Linked DNA regions of Homo sapiens: all the other regions are linked to region 3. Evidence: chromatin contacts called from ENCODE Hi-C or POLR2A ChIA-PET data. All regions are on one chromosome and are shown on one strand. The core of a region is the stretch at or near the end of the contact, and the rest is flanking DNA. Distances in the headings are between cores, read along the strand shown.

The links. A loop is a pair of places that touch in the nucleus more often than their neighbours do. ChIA-PET counts read pairs that join two places held with the same protein, here RNA polymerase II (POLR2A). Pooled maps may share reads with other maps.
Region 1: a loop to region 3 is called in a map of CD8-positive, alpha-beta T cell, with 2.3 times the contacts of the local background. The contact joins two enhancer-like sites. A Hi-C loop is called at or near these places in 4 of 168 maps with a recorded cell type or tissue (CD8-positive, alpha-beta T cell, GM12878, K562 and 1 more), 6 of 37 single-sample maps with no recorded cell type and 10 of 50 pooled maps. POLR2A ChIA-PET finds 5 or more read pairs at or near these places in 3 of 52 experiments (AG04450, GM12878 and endothelial cell of umbilical vein).
Region 2: a loop to region 3 is called in a map with no recorded cell type, with 5 times the contacts of the local background. The contact joins two enhancer-like sites. A Hi-C loop is called at or near these places in 2 of 168 maps with a recorded cell type or tissue (Caco-2 and K562), 3 of 37 single-sample maps with no recorded cell type and 5 of 50 pooled maps. POLR2A ChIA-PET finds 5 or more read pairs at or near these places in 1 of 52 experiments (K562).

What each region holds. Positions count from the first base shown.
Region 1 is chr1:220,299,307-220,302,024 of GRCh38, forward strand. No RefSeq gene overlaps it. Among named protein-coding and RNA genes, the nearest start is that of RAB3GAP2, 28 kb to the left of the region's middle. Within about 2 kb of position 1,270, at least 20 of the 41 ENCODE cell types and tissues checked have a DNase peak (open chromatin) inside an H3K27ac peak, as active enhancers do.
Region 2 is chr1:220,335,828-220,338,867 of GRCh38, forward strand. No RefSeq gene overlaps it. Among named protein-coding and RNA genes, the nearest start is that of RAB3GAP2, 65 kb to the left of the region's middle. RefSeq lists enhancers at 64-1,263, 666-1,173, 2,697-3,040. Within about 2 kb of position 1,629, at least 3 of the 41 ENCODE cell types and tissues checked have a DNase peak (open chromatin) inside an H3K27ac peak, as active enhancers do.
Region 3 is chr1:220,218,222-220,221,262 of GRCh38, forward strand. The region is part of intron 2 of RAB3GAP2 (RAB3 GTPase activating non-catalytic protein subunit 2); the gene reads right to left. Among named protein-coding and RNA genes, the nearest start is that of SNORA36B, 19 kb to the left of the region's middle. RefSeq lists a silencer at 1,650-1,729 and enhancers at 1,880-1,929, 2,290-2,359. Within about 2 kb of position 1,775, at least 2 of the 41 ENCODE cell types and tissues checked have a DNase peak (open chromatin) inside an H3K27ac peak, as active enhancers do.

The sequences.
Region 1 (2,718 bases), core at 20-2,519, 81 kb after region 3:
GTTAGCAAGGCCACGAGGTTGCTTGACGCAGTGTCTGGGCACATGGTAAGAGCTCAAGAAATGGTTGTTTTTTAAATTGTTGTTTTTATAAGGGTCCTTACCGATGGGTATTGAATATTCCTCTACTCCCTTCACCGCTAAGATTTTGCTTGTATAATTATTTTGAAGTGATATGAATTACAAATATCTTTTTCTTTTTTTTTTTTGACAGGGTCTTGTGCTGTCACTCAAGCTGGAATGCAGTGGTGCAATCAAGGCTCACTGCCGCCTCAATCTCCCAGCCTCAAGCAATCCTCCCACCTCAGCCTCCCGAGTAGCTGGGACTACAGGCACACGCCACCATGTCCAGCTAATTTTTAAATTTTTAGTAGAGATGAGGTCTTGCTATGTTGCCCAGGATCGTCTTGAACTCCTGGCCTCAAGCGATCCTCCTGCCTTGGCTTCCCAAAGTGCTGGGCTTATAGGTGTGAGCCACCATGCTCAGCCATAAATGCCTTGTCTTTTTTTTTTTTTTTTTTTTTTTTCCTGACAGTCTTGCTCTGTCGCCCAGGTGGAGTGCAGTGGCACAATTTCAGCTCACTGCCACCTCTGCCTCTCAGGTTCAAGAGATTCTCATGCCTCAGCTTTCTGAGTAGCTGGGATTACCTGTGTGCACCACCACACCCAGCTAATTTTTTTGTATTTTTAGTGGAGACAGGGTTTCACCATGTTGGCCAGGCTGGTCTTGAACTCCTGGCCTCAAGTAATCTGCCCACCTCAGCCTCCCAAAGTGCTGGGATTACAGGCGTGAGCCACTGTGCCCAGCCTGCCTTGTCTTCTTTTAATGGCCCTCTATGGGTTTCATGTCCCATTCATATACCTATGAGAATTACACACTCAGGGTCAGTTTCCTTCAGCCAATCAGCAGGCACCATTCACAGGTACATTTGCCCACATAATGCGAACCTGACATGCCCAAATATCTAACTCAATAAAATTTGAACTACGTGTTACCATGTCTTGCCAGGAAAAAAAATCATCATCTTTATTTTATTTCTGATTTTTAATTATGAAATGTTTTATTCATGTTTAATGTGGCACGTGGCCTGCCCCAGAAGTCATTGCATTTTTTGGGGTACAGCATGATCCTCAGGTGAGTCTATTGCTGTTCTGTACAAAGCAGCCTCTGCTTGAGGTTATGGCTTACTGCTCATAGCAGCAGCAACAACAGCAGCAACAGCAGCAGCACAATAACAGCAAGCTCTGTGTTAAAAGGAATCACATCTTAGAATGATGTAATGTTTCCGGGCGTGCGATGGTTGGGTCACATGAGGTCTGACATCATCTGGAGCAAGGAGCTTCCAGGAATGCTGCCACTAGCAACTTTACCGGGCAGACACTGGAGCACAGCTCTTTCAGGAGACAGAAAAGAAAACAAAGCAGAGGAAAACCAAAGCTACGTGCCAGCTTCAAAAATCTGAGCAGTCAAATCACAAGGGGAGAGAAAGAGAACTGTAATACTTACTCCAGAGACTCTAAACCTTCACTTTTCAGCACTCAGACAAATTTGTAATTGAAAGGAACTTGGGAGGCTTTATCTGGTTCAAACTTCTGCCTCTAAGGAAGAGTCTATCTAAAACTTCAAAGCATATAAAAACCTCTAGGAGAATGATGATGCATAACCTCCTTTGGTAAGTGGCTTCAATGTCACTATCTTTAGGGCAGTGGACTGGCTCTAAAGACTCAGCCGGCCTAGCCCCATGTCTGGAAGGGGTGGCCACAGGGGAGGGTTTGGCCTCCAGCAGAAATTCAAATGCATTCTTGTGAGACGAGAGATGGAATCTTGGGGAGAAAAATGTAAAGGTCAGTAAATAAAGCTTCTATAGCCTCTTGGATGGACTAAATATGTTTTTTAAATTCAAAGATTTTCCTTTATTAATTATGATGATATTTTTAATTGTAAAATTTCAAATTTGTCAAAAAACTGCAAGAAAATGAAAGGAAATACTAATATATATCCTTCACCTAGACTCACCAATTAACATTTTTCCATATTTGCTTTATTTTTCTCTCGTTAGTGTGCATGCATGCATGCATACACACACATACACATACATACATAAATGTCTTTAGGTAATATTGCCTAAACAGACACACACACACACCTTTAGGTAATATTACATATACATTACATAAAAGGAAAAATAAAGCAACCTGCCTATCAATCAATTTTCTGAAACATTGTGATAAAATGTACACATTTTTTACAATCAAGGTCACTTCCTCCTCTCCTTTTCAATCCTCTCACCCGTGTTGAGAATCTCTTCTTTAGAATCAAGAAGTTTGTTCTTGTATTTGGCTTTCTCACACTTAAAGATAAGCTATATAATTTTACCCTCTCAGTATAAAAAAGAAGACAGCTGTCACTACCATAAACATACTGTCTGCCTCTTGATTTTCACCAAAGAAGAAAGGCAGGTGCTGAGCATGTAAAATGGCTTCTCTGGAGTCCTGGCCAAACAGGACAATGGCCAGGATTCAAATACTTTCAGTTTCCATCCATTTTTACCAACCACAGATGAGTAGAGGTTGTTCTGTGACACTGAGTGTTTTTGTTCTGTCTCATATTCAGCAAAGGTTCCTTAAGGAACTTCATGGGCAGAGTACTCAGCTGTTCAACTCTGAATCCTTCAGTCACTACTCTGCCATCTGACTCCTTCGACGTGTGAAGCTTTTCAT
Region 2 (3,040 bases), core at 379-2,878, 120 kb after region 3:
AGCTGACTCCTGTGGTTGCCAAAGTCAACAAAGTTGCTGAAGAAGTTGTTGGCACCAGAAGGTTTGCATGCTCAGCATCTCTCAGAGCTTAAGAGCTCTTGTGGTTTCTACTTGCTATTTTCCTGCAGCCCCTAGGCATAGATTTCAGGCTGGGTCAGTGAAGGCTGAGCAGGAGGATACTCCGAGGGACAGACACAGGCCAATGACAGAGATGACTCCAAATGAGGTTATTCATCCCATCTCAGAGAGATGCCACCTGAAGTGAAAGAAGACAGCACTCACCACACAGCCCTTTTCTTGTGTCCCTATATTGGACCACATCACTATACTAAATTATCAATTACTAATACTTCTAAATCCATTCATGATCTTGTGAATAATACCATTATTTGCAATGTGTTTTGTGTTAATGTTAAAGACATTAATATGTTAAATGTAAATTTGCGAAATGCCTCTTTATATAACCCAGTTTTGGTATTTCTTAATGTAATATTTCAGGAGTCTCAAAAACAAAAGGAGTTTGGTGCTTCTTCAACCTCCAAGGGGGCTCCCATCTCACTTCTTTTGCCCTTTTACCCCTCCTACTCTGGACCACTGTCCTTGTATCAAACTTGTTTGCCTTAGAAGCTCTCTTTCCTAAGAAAGGTTCTTCTCCGGGAGGTTCTTCTACCTTTCTCATAAGTAAGTCTCTGTTGCTGACCCATGAGTTTTTGCAACAAGCCTTGACATGCCTGAGTCCTAGAGTGAACCCAGCTTAGGCTCATGCTGGGTTCCCTATATGTATAAGGAATGAATCAGGAAGGGCTTACCTGCATTAATCCAGGAGCTTAATTAAACTAACAAGAGCAACCATCACAGGGTGGATATAAAGAGGAGCTTGTTTCTTGGATTTGTTTCCATTCTTCCTCCAACGTTAGCAACTGTTCAATATTTAGCCCTAACTAAATCAGCACATTTCAGTAGTCACACCTAGAAATCTTATGAGTACATGCGGAATTTAAGGAATGTTTAGAAACAAATGTTGTTGGGGACTTGAATTAACAAAGCTTGCTGGGGAGTTCTGGATCTTCCTGCATTTTGTTTCCCTCACAGAAGGTGTTCTTCTGTTTATGTTTAGGACTCAAATGTATTCTTGATTTGTGTTCCTCTGAATTCCCTAACGAAGGTGTTTATTCAAATGCCTGGCTGGGCCCGGTGGCTCACGCCTGTAATCCCAACACTTTGGGAGGCTGAGGTGGGTGGATCATGAGGTCAGGAGATCGAGACCATCCTGGCCAACATGGTGAAACTCCATCTCTACTAAATATACAAAAATTAGCCAGGCGTGATGGCGGGCGCCTGTAGTCCCAGCTACTCTGGAAGCTGAGGCAGGAAAATCGCTTGAACCAGGGAGTTGGAGATTGCAGTGAGCTGAGATCATGCCACTGCACTCCAGCCTGGGCGACAGAGCCTGACAGGCTTGTGGCAGTAAAGAGGAAGTAGATAAAACTTGCGTCCTTGGTTGAAAAACAAACACAAACATGTATCTCTTTATGAATGTGTTGACATAGCACACTTTTGCCTGCTGTCCTGCTGCTGACCAATTAATCTAACCAGCTTCTCTTCCACATGCAGCATCATCCCCCATCTCTGAGTGAAGTCCACAATTAATGAGATTCTTTGGGTGGTTGTTGCCATTGCTGACTCACTGGCTGTTTTAGCTACAATGCCTCACCAGTGTATACCTGCCTCAGGCACAGACGGAATGCTGGGTGGCCTGATGCTATCTTAGGTAACTAGAGCATTGCTTCTGGAAGTGAGAAGCTGCCTTTAAATTATTCAGTGAGCCTTCTTCCAGTTCACAGGCCTTTCACAACAGTAGGGAAAGCAGCAGCAAAGTGCCATGATGGCCTGGAAACAGCAGGATTTACAGGGAAGGCAAAAATAGGGGAGGAGGATTCCACAGCTGGAATACGCCAAGCAGAGACTAGAGTGTTGCAGAGCCTGCACCTGCTCACCTCTTTTCCAGGTGGGAATGTTGGAAGAGAAGTGGAAAGGGCGTAGTGACTCTCAAGCAGGGTTACTGCCACCTTGGCGACATTTGTTAGTTTGCGTGTTAATGTGTGTATTTTTTAATTTTTATTTTTTAGCACTCTCTGATAAGGAGATAATGTGTGTTTTGTTCATTTGTCTGATTCTTGTTAGACTATTTTCTACTTGAGAGTCCTATCTTATTGATGTCATTACAATGTTATACACTCAACTCTGGCACTTAGTTACTCTTAATAAACTTATATGGAATGAAATGTGCTCTGTTTGAACTTCTCCTTTTAGCTCTATTTGTATGCTGAAAAAAAAAATCACAAAATAACTCTAGTTTTTTCACTTTATTACTTAGTTCTCAGTCCTGCATATACTCGAAGTCAGCTTTCTTTTCTCTGGGTTGAACAACCACATCAGATGCCTGGTAGTCTCAAAGGGATTGATTACTTGAGGATAAATCCTTAAATATTCTTGAAACAACAGAGATTAAAGCACACACACGCATATATATGTGTGTGTATATCCATATATATAGATATATATAGATTTTCTTTTTTTTTTTTTTTTTTAGACAGAGTCTCACTCTGTTGCCCAGGCTGGAGTGCAGTGGCACAATCTTGGCTCACTGCAACCTCCTCCTCCCAGGTTCAAGCGATTCTCCTATCTCAGCCTCCCGATTAGCTGGGATTACAGGCACATGCCACCAAGACTGGCTAATTTTTTTATTTTTAGTAGAGACGGGATTTCTCCATGTTGGTCTGGCTGGTCTCGAACTCCTCACCTCAGGCAATCCACCCGCCTCAGCCACCCAAAGTGCTGGGATACAGGCATGAGACACCGTGCCCAGCCAGCACTCCCAAATTGTATTGGCCACCATGTTAAGTGCTTCTGGGCACTACAGATCTACAGATCTGCTACAGACATTCTTTTGTCGGGAAGGGAAAACTTTTCCTCTAGCCTCTTTAGTGACAGAGTAATGAGTGAAAAAAACAGTTTTAGTTACACACATATGCATGGT
Region 3 (3,041 bases), core at 525-3,024:
CTGCAGTTTATTTTCTATGTCCTTTCTACTTCTCCAACTTTCTCTGTTACTGTGGTACTAAAAATATATCCTCCCAGTTTGCCATGGTAAAGTTGGATATGTACAACTGAGCATTACATATTATAAAAATAGGTTAGAAAATACGATAATATTATTATATCATCATTAGAGTTTGAAGTGCCATAAAATTCTAGATCTAAACTTTTAGTTGTGCTTCTCAAGAATGATGCTAACTTGTCACATCATTCTGAGCAAACTATCGCAAGGACAGAAAACCAAACACTGCACATTCTCACTCATAGATGGGAATTGAACAATGAGAACACTTGGACACAGGGTGGGGAACATCACACACCAGGGCCTGTCGTGGGGTGTGGAGTCAGGGGAGGGATAGCATTAGGAGATATATCTAATGTAAATGACGAGTTAATGGGTGCAGCACACCAAAATGGCACATGTATACATATGTAACAAACCTGCACGTTGTGCACATGTACCCTAGAACTTAAAGTATAATTTAAAAAAAAAAAAGAACGATGCTAACTTGTCACAAAATGCAATGGTGTTGTGCTCTTAATACAAGCTCCACAAGCTCTTTGGATCCACAACCACACGGGGGAGCAGCTGTATACCTATTCCAACTGCAAGCTCCTGGTCACATGTAATTCTAAAGTAACTTCTTTGTGACTAAGGCACAGTATTCAACATATCAGATTCAATACAAGGACAAAAAGCCTCTAATGACAATAACCCAAACCAAATAATATCCTTAAAATTATAAAGAGGTAAAAATGTATTGTTTTAAGCTTAGCTATAATATTTTGCCCCCAGCCAGAGTAAATTTTACCATATTATGAAGCAAATTCAAAACAGAAAACTGCTGGAGGTGTGGATGGGAGAAATCCTCAGGTAAATCAAATTTCTTTTAATAAATCTACAAATTAAGAAACTGTAGTACTAAGTGCAAGACAATGTAAGCAAAGATCCTAGAACTGCTTGTCTGTACAGATCAACAATCTCCTTCTTACACATGTCATAATCCTCTTGAAGCCAACTGACAGGATGATTCAATCTTAACAGAAACAGAAGGAACTACAGGGATCATTTGAGTGAAATTCCTCCTTTTCCAGAAAAGAAATCAAGCTCTAAAAAGAATAAGTGGATTTTCACTAACCATGCCAATACTATAGATAATACATTTAAAGCAACATACATTCACACAGTCCCTGGACAATTTACAGAGGAACTCTGGTCCTTCACTTCTAAAATCAGGGGTCTGAGGAAGAATGAGGAAATGGCCTGTGGGTCAGAATCCATGAGAAAGACTAGACCCTCGATGTTCTCATATCTCTCTCTCTCTGCTTTAATGTATCCTGTACAACACTGCCACAGTATTGCTCCAGAAGGGCTGCAGAAATACAAACCAAGAATAAAGAGTGTGAGTCCATCTGAAGTGACTCCAGTGCCAGATTTTTCAGGGAAGTCTCAAGTCTAAGCACAAATAACTTGATGAAAATATTGGTATAGTGGAGATTAGGAAATGCCCTCTCTAGGCTGGATCACAATGAGCTAGTATTAGGTTTTACAACAAAATATGATTTCCAGCGCCAGTTCCAGAAAGCTCAGGCAAGAAATAGGGCTGTAAACAACAATGCTCTGGGAAGCCTAATAGAGCATCAGCACACATTCAGTGGCTGACAAGATGCAAGCTCATCATTTTGTTTTGTGTCATAAGGGCATTTGCCTACTAATTAGCGTTTTGGAAAACTTCCCCAATAATGGGGCCCACAGTCTCTAACACTGCCCCTTTGAAGCTAGTGATCCAAAAATAATATCATTTGACAAGGTAATTTCCCAAGCCACGCCTGAAATGTAAAACAAAAAAAGCACCTCACTGCTTAAAGGTGCTCCACCAGGGACCTTGGGTTTTCCACCAAAACTTGCCTCCCCCACCCTGTTACTAAAGTTGACACTGAATTTGCCTGCAGTCTCCCCCATCATCGTCGTTGTGGTGGCTGCGCTAAGCTCCATGGCTCTGAGAGCCAGCCCGTCCCTTCCCTGCCACTGTGAAGTGGGTGTTCAGAGAGTCTCGCTCCTGGAACGCAGGTGAGTGGAGTCCCCGAAGATCCGCACAAAATAGCCCAGCCAGTTCCAGCAATTATGAAAAAGTCCAGGCTCTCAGACCGCTGACCCTGATAAGTAGAAGTCCTTGGTGCCACCTGGTATTCCAGTGGCTCAGTCCATGTGCATCATCACGAGTAGGATCCAGCTTGCTGCTGAAAAGGCCTCTGTCCCGTTTGTGGATAAGACAGTGCAGCCCAACCATGGGACAGCTTTAGGAGGCAAAAGCTGAAGATGGATTTTTTGTACCTGGCTGATATGGTTTGGCTGTGTCCCCACTCAAATTTCATTTTGAATTGTAATTCCCACAATTCCCACGTGTTGTGGGAAGAAGCCGGTGGGAGGTAACTGAATTATGGAGGTGGGTCTCTCCTGCCCTGTTCTGATAGTGAATGAGTCTCACAAGTTCCGATGGTTTTAAAAAGGGGAGTTTCCCTGCACAAGCTCTCTTCTCTTGTCTGTCGCCATGTGAGACATGGCTTTCACCTTCCACCATGATTGTGAGGCCTCCCCAGCCACGTGGAAGTGTAAGTCCAATAAACCTCTTTCTTTTGTAAATTGCCCAGTCTCAGGTATGTCTTTATCAGCAGCATGAAAATGGACTAACACACTGGCCTACGTGGAGAGAGCACCCTGGCTTCTTCTGAGGGCTGCTGCTGGGCTAGGTGCACCATTACCACTTGAGTATCTTGAAAATAGCTGGCAGTTTTCAGTTATTATACCACAACCGCTTCTCACAGACATATTAGTGCATCTGAGACTGGGTTTATTTCTTCATATACTGGAAACTTTTGTTTTCTTAGAATAGAAAATTATCATACAGGGTTTTATTTCGAGTTTTTCTTTTTATGCACTGTCCTCATGGCTATATTCTCCAGGGAACTTGTTCTTTTGGAAATCATATTTAATGAAGATATTTC